Linked DNA regions of Mus musculus: region 2 is linked to region 1. The links are chromatin loops, found by intact Hi-C in ENCODE. Cell type or tissue: left cerebral cortex. All regions are shown on one strand. Each heading gives the region's core, and the rest is flanking DNA. Links, peaks and the distances in the headings are about the cores only.

Region 1 (9,582 bases), core at 2,385-4,884:
CTCTTGGCTCAGATCATTTGGATATGGAAACTAGAAATGTAAGCCTGTGGATGTTATTCCTACCCAGCAGCATTCAGAGATGGGGGGTCAGTAACTCAAATGGCATGGAAACTTCACAGTGAGGTCGGTCCTACAGAGGATGCTGAACACTCTTCAACAGGTGTGCACCTACCTGGCTTCCAGTGAAGTAACGCTGTGGTCCAAAGAGAAGGGAATTGTTTAGGAATTCTTACTAAGAACTCACAGTCACAACTACCATTTTAGCTGAAATCAGCAGTAAACCTTCAAGAACTACCTTCAGAAATACATAGTCACTTTTTTTCTTTCTTATTTTTGTTTGGAATTCAAAATAGTATTTATTAATACTCAGTCTTTGTGGAGGCAACAAATGTTTGAGGCTAAGGGAATTGAAATATGCCAAGAAATAAACCAAGCAAAGCATCAGAGCCCTTGCCTGTGTGTGCTGATTTTGCATGTGTTGATCCATAATTTCTGAAATATACTGTGGAGAGCCAGACTGACCCATGACTCTCTCAGAAGACCCAATAAAATGGCAAAGGGAAGTTTAGCTCTGTGTCCTTGTCCAGGAGCAGGCTTGACAAGGTCCAGTCTGCGGCTGGGGCCAGGGCCTTGAAGCAGTCAAGGCTGCTTTTTCTGCGAATCTACCACATCCCTCTGGCCTTAGTCTCTGCTGACCTTGGCCATTTTCCTCCTATATACAGTAGATATAATACTGTGGTTCTTAATATACTTGTTTGGCATGTACATAGCTTGTGATTTTATCTTCTCTGTCTTTCTCATATCCTGGCCTTTCCCTCTCAAGTCCTCTGAAGAATGGCCTGCTTATTTAGGCCATACATTGTTGGAAGGATTGAACACTTGCAGAACTCCGAATGGCTATTGAATGAGTTAATTGCAATAACATTTATAATGTCTTAGTACAGAACTCAACTCATTAAACAGCCCATAACATTTGCCAACCATTACACCGACTGTTCATTCACCGGTTGTTTGATATATTGTGAATGTTACATAGCGCATCTGTCACTTAGGAAGTCAAGAAGAAGCAGTGGCTGGTATGAGGGAACTCAGAGTACTGGCATCAAGAAAACCATGACAACACAATAGTACAAGTTCATACAAGTCACCGGGACAGGAAGAAGGACGATCAATCTAGGAGATGAGTCTTGAATAAAAATCATGAGTCATGGAGATGAACATGCAAGAAGGAAAAAAAAGCAAGGCATTTCAGCAACAGTGCATCTTTGGCATGGAGCCACCTACAGAGAGCTTGTTTAGCATGAACGGAGTCCTGTGTTCAACCCCGAGAACCACATAAACTGTGTGTGGTCCTGCACACATGCTATCCCAGAACTCAGCAGGTAGAAGCAGGAGGACCAGAAGCTCAATGCTTTCATCAGGTGAAGAGAAAGAGGCCAGACTGAGATTTAGGAAACCCTGGTAGTAGGGTGGGAGGAAGGAGGGAAGGAAGGAAGGAAGGAAGGAAGGAAGGAAGGAAGGAAGGAAGGAAAGAAGGAAGGAAAAAGAGAGAAAATTAATAATACAAGTATTCATTAAACTTTGAAACTGTGATTATCAGCTTTTTTTTTTGTAGTCTAGGGTTTAGATTAACAGTATTAAATTATGTCAGAAAGGAAGGCCTTTTAAGGATTTTTTTGTAAAAAATTGAACTTTCACCTTAGAGATAGAATAGAGTTTAAGCAGAGATCATTTGCTTACACTTGTTTGGAAAAAGGAACTCAGCCTTCTGGGGAGGGTAAGATAATGACTTGTGGAATATATGGGGAGAAAACGGGGTGGGGGAGTGTCAAGTGCCCACTAGGCATCCTCGTGAGAGATGATGAGCACTTAGAGCAAGAGTGGTGTCCTCTTCAGGCCCCTCAATCCTTCTCCTCCTCCATCAGACTGAACCACCAACCAGAGTGAGCATGGGCGGAGCTAGAGAAGCTGGATCTTCATGTGGGTCCCCCAAAACTGAAGCTGTGTCTGCCCTTGAGCCTACGGCCTACCTGCCTGTGAATCCCACTCCCTTCTAAATGCACTGCCTTGTCTAGCTCCAGTCAGTGCCTGCGAATCTCACTCCCCCTAAATGCACTACCTTGTCTAGTGCCAGTCAGAGGGGAAGCACCGAGTCCTGCAGCGACTCAAAAAGAATGGGAAAGTACAATGGGGCAGGACTTGTGTGAGGGAATACTGGGAGGAAAGGGGAGCTGATATTAAATAATTAATTCATAAAAAAATATTTGAGACATAGGCAGAAACAGAGAGAGAGACAGAGACAGGGAGAGATTGACAGAGAGACAGAGACAGAGAGAGACAGAGACACAGAGAGAGAAGTCAGGAATCACACCAGGGATGAAAGCTGGAGAATTGAACACAATTTAAACTATTGGGCTTTGTGGTGACCAAGTAGTATTGAGATGGACAAGGAAGAATTGAAGGAAAGGTGGTCCCCTGTATGTCAGATAGAGACTGGGGTAAGTTGCACGAGAAGCCAGAGTCAGCTGGGAACACGTGCTGACTTCTTGTGCCCCGGGAGACTTCCAGGTGGAGTCGATCTGCTCAGGGAGCTGAACCTGGAGAAACCTACTGGAAAGGCTACAGAAGTCTGCCAGGTCTCAAAGCTGCCTGTGGTGCTACCTCCATGGAGGAGTGCAGACTAGAGTGAAGATGACAACCAAAGAATCGCAATTCCACAAGGACTTTGAGATGCTCCAGTGAGATCCTGTAAGAGTTCTACTGTCCTCCCCTGAGAACAAAATGCACCACGCCCTTCTTTCTCCTCTTCTCCGGATTCCAAACAACTCTTTCTACTTTCTTATTCCCTTCATGTAACAGGCTTGTTTTTCAGTGGGTGATCGCCTGAGCATGCCCACTTCTTAACTACCACTGCATGTTAAGCACCTTGATTTCTAAGTGCATAGTTATATGATTTGGGGTGGCTCGTAGCCACTTTTTCCTGTTCCTCTACAGAATTTGGATGGATATAAATCGAATACTTATACACAATCAAGTTTTTAAAAAGACCACTTTTGATAGAGACATAGGAGAGTGGCATAAATGTGAAAGACTTAAAATATATTTGGGGTGGAGGGGTCTTGTAAATTCTATGTACTAAGAATATTCAGAGAAATATGGATGATACTGTAGTCCTCCCACACTTTTTCTCCTCCCTCCCCTTCCTCCCTTCCTTCTCTCTCTCTCTCCCCTCTCCCTCCCCTCTCTCTCCCCTCCCTTCTCTCTCTCTCTCTCCCTTTCTCTCTCTTTCTCTCTCTCTCCCTCCCTCTCTCTCTCTCTCTGTCTTTCTCTCTCTCTCTCTCTCATTTAAATGTGCTGTTCAGTAACTCCTCAGGCTTTTTCTCTTAAGTACTTACACAGAGAGCCTGCTAAAGATTAGGAAAATACATTTCAGCAATTTCACATACTAAAGAAACTTAGAGGAGTCTACAAAAATAATCAAAAGAAACTCTTGTAGTTGTCTAGAAGAAACCACAGATCTTCACCAGAGGAATCTGTACCTATGAAGTGACAAAAGCCTGGTCATGCGCGACACCTCGTGGCGATAGGGAGAATTTCAGAGAAAATTAAATGGCCAACCTGATGACTTCTGGGTTTATACATGCTTTAAATAATAAGTTGGGTTTGATGGTACCTAGGTAGCAGAAACATAATAAACAAACAAACAAATAATAATAGTGATGCTTATTTGGGGCTTTATGTTTTAATCCATCTATGCTCAAGACATAGAAAGTATTGGACATTACTAAGTATTGTCTGGTACTGATTTCTTTCTTTTTTCTTTTCGTTTTTTATCTTTTTTTCCTTTTCTTTTTTTAGTAAATATCTCTTTTATTTTTAATACTTTTAGGGGTTAAATGAAGAGAGTTAAGAGTTTAGCAACAATGGCCTTCAGATGTAGAATCAAACCAAATTTGTGATGATGATGATGACATAAAAAGTTTCTTTGTTTCATGAAGTGAAATCAAACTAAATTCAGAATGCATTAAATTAATTCCAGACGAGTTGTTGGAATAAAACCAATGTTACTATTGAATGTGTGCACTAAATTAAATGTCACTTTTAGGATATTGTAACTTTCATAATGAAGAACAGTTACATTCACAGAGCCTTATGAGAGAAAGTAGTCCAAAGAAGATGAAAAGCTTGACTTATTCAAATTTGCTCATTACTATTACATCCACCTGCAATGTGTGATCAATGTGTGATCTTTTGATATGTATTGATGAATGTGTAACTTGACTTTCTTTTTTCTTTTTTTATTAGGTATTTTCTTCATTTACATTTCAAATGCTATCCCCAAAGCCTCCCATACACTCCCCCCACCCTGCTCCCCAACCCACCCACTCGCACTTCCTGGCCCTGGCATTTCCCTGTACTGGGGCATATGATATTCCCAAGACCAAGGGCCTCCCCTCCCATTGTTGGCCAATAAGGCCCTCCACCACTACATATGCAACAAGAGACACAGCTCTGAGTGGTACTGGTTAGTTCATATTGTTGTTCCTCCTATATGGTTGCAGACCCCTTTAGCTGCTTGGTTACTTTCTCTAGCTCCTTCATTAGGGGCCCTGTGTTCCACCCAATAGATGACTGTGAGCATCCACTTCCGTATTTGCCAGGGACTGGCATAGCCTCACAAGAGAAAGCAATATCAGGGTCCTGTCAGCAAAATTTTATTGGCAATGGTGTCTGGGTTTGGTGGTTGTATATGAGATGGATCCCCAGGTGGGACAGTCTCTGGATGGTCCTTACTTCTGTCTCAACTCTGACCTTTGGCTCTGTAACTCCTTCCATGGATATTTCGTTCCCCATTCTAAGAAGGAGCGAACTATCCACACTTCCTTCTTCTTGAGTTTTATGTGTTTTTCAAATTGTATCTTGGATAGTCTAAGTTTCTGGGCTAATATCCGCTTATCAGTGAATGCATATCAAATGACTTCTTTTGTGATTGGGTTACCACATTAAGAATGATATCCTCCAGATACATCCATTTGCCTAGCATGAAATAAATTCATTGTTTTTAATACCTGAGTACTACTCCATGGTGTAAATGTACCACATTTTCTGTATCCATTCCTCTGTTGAGAGATATCTGGGTTGTTTCCAGCTTCTGGCTATTATAAATAAGGTTGCTATGAACATAGTGTAGCATGTGTCCTTATTACAAGTTGGAACATCTTCTGGGTATATGCCCAGGAGAGGTATTGCTGGATCTTCCAGTATTATGATGTCCAATTTTCTGAGGAACCACCAGACTGATTTCCAGAGTGGTTGTACAAGCTTGCAATCCCACCAACAATGGAGGAGTGTTCCTCTTTCTCCACATCCTAGCAAGCATCTGCTGTCACCTGAATTTTTGATCTTAGCCATTCTGACTGGTGTGAGGTGGAATCTCAGGGTTATTTTGATTTGCATTTCCCTGATGATTAAGGATGTTGAACACCTTTTCAGGTGCTTCCCAGACATTTGGTATTCCTCAGGTGAGAATTCTTGTTTAGCTCTGTACTCCATTTTTAATAGGGGTATTTGATTTTCTGGAGTTCAGCTTCTTGAGTTCTTTGTTGTATATTGGATATTAGTCTCCAATCAGATTAGGATTGGTAAAAATTCTTTCCCAATCTCTTGGTTGCCTTTTTGTCTTATTGACAGTGTCTTTTGTCTTACAGAAGATTTGCAATTTTATGAGGTCCCATATGTCAATTCTCAATCTTACAGCACAAGCCATTGCTTTTCTATTCAGGAATTTTTCCCTTGTGCCCATAACTGCGAGGCTTTTCCCATTTTCTCCTCTATTAATTTCAGTGTCTCCAGTTTTATGTGGAGTTCATTGATCCACTTAGACTTGAGCTTTGTACAAGGAGATAGGAATGGATCAATTCGCATTCTTCTACATGATAACAGTCAGTTGTGCCAGCATAATTCGGTGAAAATGCTGTCTTTTTTTCCACTGGATGGTTTTAGATCCCTTGTCAAAGATCTAGTGACCATAGGTGTGTGGGTTCATTTCTGGGTCTTCAATTCTAGTCCATTGATCTACCTTACTTTACCAGTTGCTGTACCAGTACCATGCAGTTTTTATCACAATTGCTCTGTAGTAGACCTTGAAGTCAGGCATGGTGATTCCCCCAGAGTTCTTTTATTGTTGAGAATAGATTTTGGTACCCTAGTTATTTTGTTATTCCAGATGAATTTGCAATTTGCCCTTTCTAACTCAGTGAAGAGTTCAGTTGGTATTTTGATTTGGATTGCAGTGAATAGATTTTGGTACCCTAGTTATTTTGTTATTCCAGATGAATTTGCAATTTGCCCTTTCTAACTCAGTGAAGAGTTCAGTTGGTATTTTGATTTGGATTGCAGTGAATCTGTAGATTGCTTTCAGCAGGATAGCCATTTTTACTATATTAATCCTGCCAGTCCATGAGCATGGGAGATCTTTCCTTCTTCTGAGGTCTTCTTCAATTTCTTTATTCAGAGACTTGAAGTTCTTGTCATATATGACAAGATCTTACACTTCCTTAGTTAGAGTCACACCAAGGTATTTTATATTATTTGTGACTATTGTGAAGGGTGTTGTTTCCCTAATTTCTTTTTCAGCCTGTTTATCATTTGTGTAGAGAAAGTCTACTGATTTGTTTGAGTTAATTTTATATCCAGTTACTGCACTGAAGCTGTTTATCAGGTTTAGGAGTTTTCTGGTGGAATTTTTAGTGTCACATATATAGTATCATATCATCTGCAAATAGTGATATATTGACTTCTTCGTTTCTGATTTGTATCCCCCTGATCTCCATTGGTTATCGAATTGCTCTGGCTAGGACTTCTAGTACTATATTGAATAGGTAGGGAGAAAGTGGGCAGCCTTGTCTAGTCCCTGATCTTAGTAGGATTGCTTCAAGTTTCTCTCCATTTAGTTTGATGTTGGCTACTGGTTTGCTGTATATTGCTTTTATTATATCTAGGTATGGGCCTTGAATTCCTTTCCATGACTTTTATCATGAATGGGTGTTGGATTTTGTCAAATGATTTCTCAACATCTAACGAGATGATCATGTGATTTTTGTCTTTTTTTTGAGTTTGTTTATATAGTGGATTACATTGATGGATTTCCATATATTAAACCATCCCTGCATCTCTGGTATGAAGCCTACTTGGTCACGATGGATGATCATTTTGATGTTTTCTTGGATTTGGTCATAAGGATTTTATTGAGTATTTTTGTATCGATATTCATATAGGAAATTGGGCTGAAGTTTTCTTTCTTTGTTGGATCTTTGTGTGGTTTAGGTATCAGAGTAATTGTGACTTTGTAGAATGAATTGGGTAGAGTACCATCTGTTTCTATTTTGTGGAATAGTTTGAGAACAACTGGAGTTATTTCGTCTCTAGCAAACACAGAAGTGGATGATCACAGTCAGCTATTGGATGGGTCACACGGCCCCTAATGGAGGAGCTAGAGAAATTACCCAAGGAGCTAAAGGGAACTGCAACCCTATAGGTGGAACAACAATATGAACTAACCAGTACCCGGGAGCTCTTGTCTTTAGCTGCATATGTATCAAAAGATGGCCTAGTCGGCCATCACTGCAAAGAGAGGCCCATTGGACTTGCAAACCTTATATACCCCAGTACAGGGGAATGCCAGGGCCAAAAAGGGGGAGTGGGTGGGTAGGGGATTGGGGTGGGTGGGTATGGGGGACCTTTGGGATAGCATTGAAAATGTAAATGAGGAAAATACCTAATTAAAAAAAAAAAAGAAAAGAAATCTGCACTAAACCTATCTGGTCCTGGGCTTTTATTGGTTGAGAGATGATTAATAACTGCTTCTATATCTTTAGGGGAAATGGGGGTGTTTTGTTCATTAATCTGATCCTGATTTAACTTTGGTACCTGGTATCTGTGTAGGAAATCGTCCATTTCATCCAGGTTTTCCAGTTTTGTTGAGTATAGCCTTTGTAGTAGGATCTGATGATGTTTTGGATTTCCTCAGTTTCTGTTATTATGTCTCCTTTTTCCTTTCTGATTTTGCTAATTAGGATACTGTCCCTGTGCCCTCTAGTTAGTCTGGCTAAGGGTTTATCTTGCTGATTTTCTCAAAGAACCAGCTCCTGGTTTGGTTGAGTCTTTGAATAGTTCTTTTTGTTTCCACTTGGTTGATTTCTGCCCTAAGTTAGATTATTTCCTGCCATCTACTCCTTTTGAGTGAATTTGCTTCCTTTCATTCTAGAGCTTCTAGGTGTGCTGTCTGACTGCTAGTGTATGTTCTCTCTGGTTTCTTTTTGGAGGCACTCAGAGCTATGAGTTTTCCTCTTAGGACTGCTTTCATTGCATCCGATAAGTTTGGGTATGTTGTTGCTTCATTTTCATTAAACTCTAAAAAGTCTTTAATTTCTTTATTTCTTCCTTGACCAAGGAATCGTTGAGCAGAATTTTGTTCAGCTTCCATGTGAATGTTGGCTTTCTATTATTTATGTTGTTATTTAAGATCAGCCTTAGTCCGTTGTGATCTGATAGGATGCATGGGACAATCTCAATATTTTTGTATCTGTTGAAGTCTGTTTTGTGACCTATTATATGGTCAGTTTTGGAGGAGGTACTATGAGGTGCTAAGAAGAAGGTATATCCTTTTGTTTTAGGATAAAATGTTCTGTAGATATCTGTTAAATACATTTGTTTCATAACTTCTGTGAGTTTCCATGTGTCTCTGTTTAGTTTCTGTTTCCAGGATCTGTCCATTGGTGAGAGGGTGGTGTTGAAGTCTCCCTCTATTATTGTGTGAGGTACAATGTTTGTTTTGAGCTTTACTAAAGTTTCTTTAATGAATGTTGCTGCCCTTGTATTTGGAGCATACATGTTCATAATTGAGAGTTCATCTTGGTAGATTTTACCTTTGATGAGTATGAAGTGCCCCTCCTTGTCTTTTTTGATAACTTTTGTTTGGAAGTTGATTTTATTCAATATTAGAATGGCTACTCCAACTTGTTTATTCGGACGATTTGCTTGGGAAATTGTTTTCCAGCCTTTCACTCTCAGGTAGTGTCTGTCTTTGTTCCTGATGTGGGTTTCCTGTAAGCAGCAAAATGTTGGGTCCTGTTTGTGTAGCCAGTCTATTAGTCTATGTCTTTTTATTGGGGAATTGAGTCCATTGATGTTAAGAGAAAAGAAAAGTAGTTGCCCCTTCTTGTTATTTTTGTTGTTAAAGTTGGGATTCTGTTCTTGAGGCTGTCTTCTTTTAGGTTTGTTGAAAGATTACTTTCTTGCTTTTTCTAGGGTGTAGTTTCCATCTTTATATTGGCGTTTTCCCTTCATTATCCTTTGAAGGGCTGGATTCATGGAAAGATATTGTGTGAGTTTGGTTTTATCATGGAATACTTTGGTTTCTCCATCTATGGTAATTGAGAGTTTGGCTGGGTATAGTAGCCTGGGCTAGCATTTGTGTTCTCTTAGTGTCTGTATAACATCTGTCCAGGATCTTCTGCCTTTCATGGTCTCTGGTGTGAAGTCTGGTGTCATTCTAATACGCCTTCCCTTATATGTTACTTG
Region 2 (9,582 bases), core at 4,436-6,935, 150 kb before region 1:
CCTGGGTAAACATAAAATACTCAAGAGTTAACAAAATTTATTTACTTAATTTGCTAGCTGCTGCTAGGTATTGTTTGGGATACTACCTTAATCAGAAATGTCTGCCTTAATTAAGCCCAGTTTAGGAAAAGGAAAAAAGTAAGATTGTGTATTTCATGGCCATATGCTATGAAGAAAAAGACAGGTAATGGGGAACCGGGTCTGGGAGAAGGGGTTGCTTCTGTAAGTGCAAGCAGGAAGGCGTTCCGGGCAAGGGATCCTTGCAATACAACCCCAAGAGATGCTGCATCCAACCAAGTAGATAATCTGAGGCATTCCAGGGAGAGAACAGCCAAAGACCTGGGGGCAGAATGCCCTTGCTACCTCCATCCAAACCTTTTTGATCTCAACAGGAAGCCTGGTAGGTAGGAACTAAAATTTGAGAATTCAAAGGAGTGTTGAAGGTAGGAACTTCAGATCTTCACAGTTGAGACTCAGGAACCTAGGCAGTCTAGTTGAGTGGTTGAGGTTTTGTGAGTGTCAGCTAAGCTGTGTCCTCTTACTGAAGTCACACTTAGTTGTTGTGCCAAAATACAGACACACTAAGTAGATAGTAAGTATGGCTATATTGCTGGGTCTTACAGGAGGCTACTGATAATTGTGAGTGCCCTGACCTAACTTTACACTGTAAACAAATGATTATAGTGTACTTTGTTAGTCAAGAATATTCAACCCATCACTGGGAAGAGAGGCCCCTTGGTATTGCAAACTTTATATGCCCCAGTACAGGGGAACACCAGGGCCAAGAAGTGAGAGTGGGTGGTTAGGGGAACAGGGTGGGGGGGAGGGTATAGGGGACTTACAGGATAGCATTTGAAATGTAAATAAAATATCTAATAATAAATATTCAAGACAAGGACTCACATTGATCCAGAGAAAGCTCTCACTTGGGCTGTGCATTTTGGACATGATATTCTTGAGATTTTTTTTTCCCCCTTGTCTCTAGCTACATCAAAGAGTATTGTTTTTTTAACCATTGATTGATTGGTTTTTGGTAGAGGCATTCTCCTTTGTGTGCTGTTATGGAGGCTGATGTGTCCTGCTTGATCTGAGTAGACACATGTATGTTGTGCCAGAGGAGGCTGCAAGTGTGTATCGGGTGAAACTGGAGGCAGGGATGGCTCCAAACCCTAGTTGTGGTATGCTTGTGTGTCCTTTGCCCAAGACGGAAATAAAGAAAATCTGGTAGGAAAACAAACACACATACACACAAACACCAACTTTTAAGCAGTCTTTCTATTTTGTTTAAGGCTGTGTATAACAGTAGATCAGAGCCTAAAACATGGAATTTGGTTGGGGAGGGGACTAGTTTGGGGACATTTTGGGGAACACACTGGCACAGAGGTACTAGTTCTGGGGTGACATCGGGTATAAGGTTCGAAGGACATACAGCGGGTGGTTTGGTAATGACTTCAAGGTAATAAGCATTTGCTCGGGTTAGGGCTTCCAGGAAGCACTGGTCATCCGATGACTAGACACTGCATTAGCCAGGGTTCTCTAGAGGAACAGCAAGACAAAATGAATATATATATATTTATATTTATTTATATATAATTATATATATATATATATTTAAAAAGGGGTTATGGCTGGAGTAGCCCAACAATGGCGGTCTCACCCCAGAGCGGCTGACAGGTCAGTGGTTTCTCAGCAAAGGCTGAGTGTCTCGGCCATACCAGAGGATTGAAGGATTCCTGGAGAGCTGCTGGTCTAGGGCTATGCCGGAAGCAGGTAGGAGCCAGTTCTATTAGCAAAGAGATCAACAGAGAGAGCAAGAGCAGGTGAATCCGCAGTGAGCACAGAGGTAAGCACGAACCAGAAACTTTTCTTTTTCTATCTTCCTTTCTATGTGCTCCCACCACAGGGCGCCCTCCACATTTAAACTGACCTTCTCACTTGAAATAATCTGACCAAGAGAACCTCTCACTGAGCCAGGCAGTGGCTGCACACGCCTTTAATCCCAGCATTCTGGAGGCAAGGGCAGGGAGATCTCTGTAAATTCAAGGCCAGCTTGGGCTAGAGAGCAAGTTCCAGGACAGTCGGGACTACACAGAAAAACCCTGTCTTGGAAAAGGAAAACAAAACAGATAGACAGACAAACAACCACAAAACAAAACAAAAACTCTCACTGGAGTGCCAGTGGCTAGCCTGATTCCAGGTCCAGACAAGTTGCCATCAAGTTCAGCCATTGCAGGCATCTTTATGATTTTACCTCACAGAAGATTTTACCTCAGATCAGTCCCCAAGGCCATCCTCCTGAAGCAACTGCAGCTCCTTATATTGGGTGAGAAGGAATATACTTTGTTCTTTTTGTGGGTGTGTCAGCATTCTTGATTTTGTGCTCAGACAGAATTCTGAATTGCTTCGTCTTATTGCTCTGCTGCTTCACAGTTATCATGCCTGTGTCTGCAGGGCAGGTTTTATGAAAAAAATGCTGTGTTTTACTGAATATGTGGATGTAGCTGGGAGTGTCAAGCTATCTCCTAGCTGCTTTTCTGTCTCTCAATGGCTAAGCACCAATAAATTGCGAACAGTACAAAAACAAAACAAATGAACAAAAGAAAAAAAAAAAAAACAACAACCTGACAAGCAAAAAGGAAGTTCAGGGCTAAAGTCTCCTTGGTTGGAACTAGGCCAGGTGTCCTTCCCTAAGCCAATCCTGAGAGTAACCAATGAGCTTAATCCAGTGGTGGCATGACTCTGGAGTAGACAGGGCAGGTGGAGTGTCTCCCCTACCCCCACCACGTGTGAAGTGGGAGAGGTAGCCCTCCCTAAGGAAACAAGGGCCCATTCATTTTCACTCGAAAAACCTGCGAATGCTAAAATTTAGATGAAAAGATTAAGGACTCATAACAGTGAAAACATTGAACTGGAGTACAATGGGAGAAAACAGTGTGCCCAGTTTCAAAACTTGTTACCCAGGTACACGAATCAAGACCATATAGTGTTAGTAGGGACAGTAAAGCCCAATGCTATGTATAAGATATATAGATATAGATATAGATCTAGATCTAGATATAGATATAGATATAGATATAGATATAGATATAGATATACACATATATATATATCGATTAATTGTATTGATATACCATAAATAATATATAATATATTGATATATAATGAATAATATATTTACATGATATATATATAAATTTATATAATACATGTATACTTTGTATATACATGTATGTATACATGATATAATATACTATTGTATATTTCTGTTTGTGTGCATTTTGCATTGTTTGGATGTGGATGCACACATGCGTATGCCAGTGGACTTATATGTATGAACGTGTGTGTGTGTGTGTGTGTGTGTGTGTACACCCGTGGAGGCCAGAGGTGGAATTTGAGTATTTAACATTTATGTGTTATTTTTTTATGCATCTCTGTGTTTTGCTTGTCTGCATATATCTCTGTCCCTGGTGCCAACAGAGGCCAAAGAGGGCACTGGATCCCTTGTAACTGGGGGTACAGATAGTTGTGAGTTGCCACAAGGGTGCTCACAACCAAAGCTGAGTCTCTCGCAAGAGCAGCAAGTTCTCTTAATTACTGAACCATCTGTCCCGCCCCTCTCTACTTTACGTTTTGAGGCAAGGTCTCACTGGATTAGGAGCTCACCAAGTCACACTAACTGTGAGCCCCACCCCGACTCCGCCATGCCCACACCCTGATGATCTGCTTGTCTCCAGGTCCTCCATCCTCCACACCTCCACTCCCACCCTCCCATTCCCCACTGCCCAGAAGTACTGAGGCTACATCCATTCACAGGCAAGTCAGGCTTTAGCACGGGCTCTGGGCATCCAACTTCTGGTCCTAATGCTTAGGCGGGCGCTGGATATTCTCTCTAATGCCCATTGTCCTGATGGAACAGCCAGCCTTGCAACGCTTGCCATCAGCCTGATGCCACACTCTCTCTTCTGCACCTCATCTCTGAGGTGTGAACAAACAGGAGGAAATAGAGCTGGGCGTGGAAGGACTGGAAGAGCATGGAAAAGGTGGGGAAACCCTGGCGAGTTAGCAGAAAGACAGCAAGAAAGCGAAGTGGAAATGTGTGTATTTGTACAGGAAAATGTAAGACATCAGGCTGAAAATATCATGCAAAATGTATTTGTAGGGAGACACTAATTAGCAAAATGGCTGGAGAAATTAGCAAAGGCTAAGAAACTTGTGAGCCAAGAAAGATGAAAAGAGAGATAATAATGGTTACTTAGACGGGGACTAGTCAGGGGTTGTCCTAAAATATCATAAGGATGGGTATGGTAAACTTTTGTTTCTTTTTAAAAATTTTTTACATATTTATTGATATGTATATATATGTGTATATATATACACACACAGAGATTGCATGTAAAGTACAACAGGATTTGATCATGGGATATAGAGAGAAATGAACCGTAGATGGAGATAAAATTGATTACAGATTTAACTTCTAGATTAAGAAATGAGGACAAACTCTTACATCACTGAATTTGAGCTTTGAAATATATATATATATATATATATAATATATATATGTATATGTATATGTATATGTATATGTATATGTATATGTATATGTATATGTATATGTATATGTATATATGGAAAGTTTTACACACAATAGGGTAGAAGATTGGAAAGATGGCACAGTGCACAGTGCTCTTGAAAACCTGGCATCTCATGATCTCTAGCTTCTGGGGATCTAGTGCCTCTGACCTCTGGATACAAACTGGTACGAGTCCCTTTACCCACACACAGGTACTTACACATCAGTAAAAATAATAAATAAAAAATAATCAGTTTTTAAAATTTAAAGTAATGGTATGATAGATCCCTACTATGCAAATGGGCAAACTAATGTTTCTTTGGTGTCAGAGACTCCAAACGCCAAAACGCCCTGACGACAGATGTGCTCACCTGCAGTGGGTTCTGGTTTCCTCTGTGCAAATGATGTCTGCTGCCTTGGAATTTACTTTGGTCTAATCCAAGATGCACAATGAAACCACTCCAAGCACTCAAGCTGGGCCTCTCCCTGATGAAGTGTACAAGAATATATCAGACATCTTTCTTTCTTTCTTTCTTTCTTTCTTTCTTTCTTTCTTTCTTTCTTTCTTTCTTTCTTTCTTTCTTTCTTTCTTTCCTCCCTCCCTCCCTCCCTCCCTCCCTCCCTCCCTCCCTCCCTCCCTCCCTCCCTCCCTTCCTTTCTTTCTTTCTTTCTTCTTTTTTTTTAAAAAACATTCTTAGGTGGGTCTCAGATACGGTACAGGATCCCTCGTTTTGATAAATCCTAGTGCCCTTTCCTTCCCTGATTCTCCAAATCAGAAAGTTAAGCGTTGAGGGTTCCGGTGTGTAGGCAAACAGGGACCAGGGAGTGGACATGAGCTTAGGTAGCTGATGGTCAGGTAGGGAAGAAACTAGTATGTCATAGTCCAAACCACGGAAAAGAGAAGCTCTTAAAAGAACCATATAGGGTATTTTAATCCCATATAACTACAAAAAGGAGGCATCCAAAATGGCATGAAAATATGTTCGGACTGCCTGCACATGCCATTTTGCTAACATTCTGTAATGATTACTCCAGGATACACAGGGGATGCAATTACAAGTTCTGTCACTAGATGGGGATATAGCACATTTTTGTGCTTCAGAAGAGGATATTTTATTGAGACTGAATTTTAAAGCAAGACAGGAAAGAATTGTTTATAAAAGTGTGTGCCACTAAAGTTTTTTAGAATAGCCATGTTATTTCAGACACTTGAATTTCGAATCGTTGATCTGGTTGGCTTTACTGCAGATATAAGCATATTTCCTTTTTTGCCTTTGACTCCTTTCAAAACGTCTTGAGTCACTATACTTCAAGAAGAGCAATCTTAAAAGTATTTCAATGAAGATACTTCTAGATACACTTTCATAATCCCTCATTTGCAACTTAAAAATTCAACAAGTCATATTTGAAAATCAAAAAAATACATTCGCGTTACACCTGAATTCAGGATATAAATTGATCCCTTTCCGTGTGTTTTGCAGTACTTATGATGCATATTAACAAATATTTGTCCCCAACCCTCTTACTACACACAATATGAATCAAACAAAATAGTTTATTTATTGTTTATATGAAATCTCCTGATTATTTTTAAAGCTCTATTAAAGGAATGAAGGCTTTTGTAAACATTTGACTGTAAAATATAATTTAAATTGCGATGAAGTCCTTCATATGCTTAAATACATTTCCATTGATATATGTATCATAGCAAAGATAGTGCTTTTTGTTAATGAAGGTATTGCTCAAGATTTCATGAAGAGTATTACATGATTTCTTATATTTGTACCAGAGAGAGAGAGAGAGAGAGAGAGAGAGGCCTGTGTTTATATATGAATATACATACAAGCTTTTCAAAAAACAGAGCTTCTTTTAAATCTATTAAACTTAAAAAATATTCAGAATTTTATTCCTATGCATAAAGTTCTTTGATCACAGTCCATTACCCTCCCCCTCACACTTTCCCAAGTCTACACCCCCCCTTTCACATCTTACTTGTGTGTTTTGTGACCATTACATTAGCATTCAATTAGGATTATCTGCATGCCCCCAGAAGTTAATTTACTTGAGTGAGGAACTGTACCAGTGGCCACACCACTGAGGCTACTCTTCTTCCCTGCACACACAGACTGCCCAGACCTCCTGGGGAAGCCTGGGTCCTCTGCACCCTCTCTCCTCCCCCATCCATGATGGGAAGCTGGTGGTCCAGTCACCATATCCAGTGGTTCCAAAAATGGTATTGTCTATAAGCTACACCATAGAAGGACCAATGGGGCAGAGATGAATGCCTACAGTCATTGTTTCTAGGTGACCTGTGAAACAGCTTTCTGCTGGCCAGAAGAAGCCACTTCCCTTGACATATACCTGTGATCACATATCTAAGCCCATGCTAACCTCCAGGCTCCTCCAGCTTCTAGTAACATGTATTTGCTATGAATATCAAAGCCTCTATATGCTAGTCTCCTGACCCTGCTCTCTCACCCCTACTACACTAGTTCCCAGGCTGCTCCAGCTAACTCACCTCCTCCCACTCCTGTCACTCCCTACCTCATAGGACTGACAGGACTCTCCCTCTGTCTTAGGGTTTTACTGATGTGAGCAGACACCATGACAAAGGCAACTCTTATAGAGTTATAGGGACAGTATTTAATTGAGGCTGGCTTACAGGTTCAGAGGTTTAGTCCTTGATCACCGAGGTGAGACCATGGCAGCATCCAGGCAGGCCGGGCACAGGAGGAGCTTCATCTTCATCTGAAGGCTGCTAGCAGAACACTGACTTCCTGGCAGGTAGGAGGAGGGTCTTAAGGCCCACACCCACAGTGACACACCCACTCCAACAAGGCAGTACCTCCTGATAGTGCCACTGCCTGGCTCATGCATATACAAACCGTAACACTATCCATTTTTGCTGTCTTCTCTGCTCTGAGATAGCCCTGGCAATTGTCAGTTTGCTTGTTCTCTCTCTTGTGTCTACGATGAAAACTCCCCTACCCATGGAGAGGTCATTTTGGCACTGTGCCCTTGCTTTGCTTATACATTGTACCGCAAGATGCTATGCAGACTACTAGGGAGAAAAGCTGTGAACCTGGGTGACAAGACATGCAAATGAATGTGAATCATGGCTCCAATGTTATGTGAGTACTTACCAACCTCATTAAGGCCAACTCCACAGGAGGGAACATATGACTATCAACAACCCAATGCTAGTACCTAGTACTATAAATCTGTCCAACACCAATGGTTAAGGAGCTCACAGACCCCATGTGTGAGCCTATTACCAATATTCTGTTAAATGAATAGAGTAACAAACTGACCTCTAAACTTATGTAGGTTGGTGGCACTCAGTCCTCATCAGAAAGGTCTCTTTGTACAGTGGTTAATGCAGAAACTCAAAACTGGTCAAAGTGCAGAGACTAATGGTCAGTGGAGTAGTCAGGCACAAATGGGACATCAAGATCACCTATCTCTCCAAGGCTTGGGGACCATCACAGGAGAGGAGGTGGAAAGGCAATTAGAGTCCATGGAAGACTGGAGGGAAATGGTGTCCTCTGGACTTGACAGACTCCTGAGCTCATGGCCCTCCCAGCAGCTGTGGAACCCTGCTCAAGACCAAGCCATCAATATTCCAACACTGAGTGGGAAGGAGTCCATGAGTCCTGATGCCTGAGGAGCCATGGAGATTTAGTTGGTTCCGAGGGAGGGAGTTGGTTTACTTTAAGGATATGGCTCCTGGTGGGTCAATGGTACTCTAGCAGGTACCCCAGGAGTATATGAGCAACACACATTGGAGTTGATGGGTTATTGAAAAGACAAAAAGGATATGAAGTTGTTGGAGTAGTGGATGCGAGGGTATTTGAAAGGAGAAAGAATTGTGGTGAATAAGATCAAAGTGTATTGACTGAAATTCTTAAGGAATTAATCAAAATATTTTAATTAATTTAAAAAGACAGAAAATAAAAATGACAGCATAATGCACAATGATGGACAGACTGTTTCCTTTGGTGTGCGCATCTCTGCACTGTACTGTTTATATGTGGATGATGGGTCTACATGCTGCCGTGGATGCACATAAGAGAAATTACAATGACACATTAATTATGACAAAATGACTGTTTGCCTGTCTCACAAACATCCTCATTCTTAAGTGCCAACTCATTTTCTTTTTAGGTTTCTGTTTCCAGACATGAGCTCCCTTTATGGCTCCTCATTGTAATCATTTCCCAAGAATTATTATTATTATTATTATTATTATTATTAGCATCTTTTAGAATATGCAGTGGTTCCCTCTTTTTACTATGTTATTTCTGATACATATCCAAGAATTATGCTCATAGCCTTTTTAATGTTCCTAACAGGTCCTGTTCTGACATGTCTTTTTTTTTTTAAATAGCAAACTCATTCCATCTAATAAAATCTTAAAAAGAGGGCTGAAGGTCTGACTTGGTGTCTAAGAACACTTGCTACATGTGGTTGCACACATGTGGTACATATATAGGCAAACACTTGTACACATAAAATTAAAAAATAAGAATTTTTGTAAAATGTATTAGATAATGCCCTATTTTTTATATAAAAGCCTCATATTTTTTTGTTTCTATCTTTTAACTTTATAAAGATAAACTCAAAATCTTACTAAATACATTTGTGTTGTAAACATACATATCAGATTCGTTGCTATGTCAACATACCCGAGTTAAACAACTTAAAAGCAGAGGGATTTATTCTTATATTTTTGGTTGTGAGCCTAGCCTTTAACGGCTGAGCCATCTCTCCAGCCCGGGATTTATTCTTTGCTCATTGTTTCTGTGCGTCCTGGCAGGGGAAGGCAAGGCAGCCTATGGCAGCCGATATCATGGCAGCCAAGAAGCAGAAAGAGATGATGGCTATACTTGGGGCTTTCTTTGTTTTCCTCTTTAATTTTATCCATGCCCCAGGCTATGAGATGGTGCTGTGCACACTAAGCACAGCTCTTCCCCTTTCTTTCGATTCACCTTCCCTGGACATGCCTTCATAGA

What was found. Peaks named below come from ENCODE experiments on the same cell type or tissue, not always from the same donor. Only the 100,000 strongest peaks of a DNase experiment are listed, where the experiment ranks them.
Region 2: a loop joins it to region 1, with 13 times the contacts of the local background. A loop is called at or near these places in 37 of 42 quality-filtered maps.

Annotation. Positions count from the first base shown.
Region 1 is chr3:28,965,505-28,975,086 of GRCm38, forward strand. No RefSeq gene overlaps it. Among named protein-coding and RNA genes, the nearest start is that of Gm33102, 73 kb to the left of the region's middle. In left cerebral cortex, for the core only: a CTCF peak has its summit at 3,579; a DNase peak (open chromatin) is centred at 3,572.
Region 2 is chr3:28,808,930-28,818,511 of GRCm38, forward strand. It overlaps Gm33051 (a long non-coding RNA gene), which reads right to left and starts at 7,254. Exons shown (of 5, transcript XR_880714.1): 1 at 7,233-7,254; 2 at 4,942-5,056; 3 at 2,269-2,445; 4 at 1,658-1,783; 5 at 1,258-1,536. In left cerebral cortex, for the core only: a CTCF peak has its summit at 5,626; a DNase peak (open chromatin) is centred at 5,637.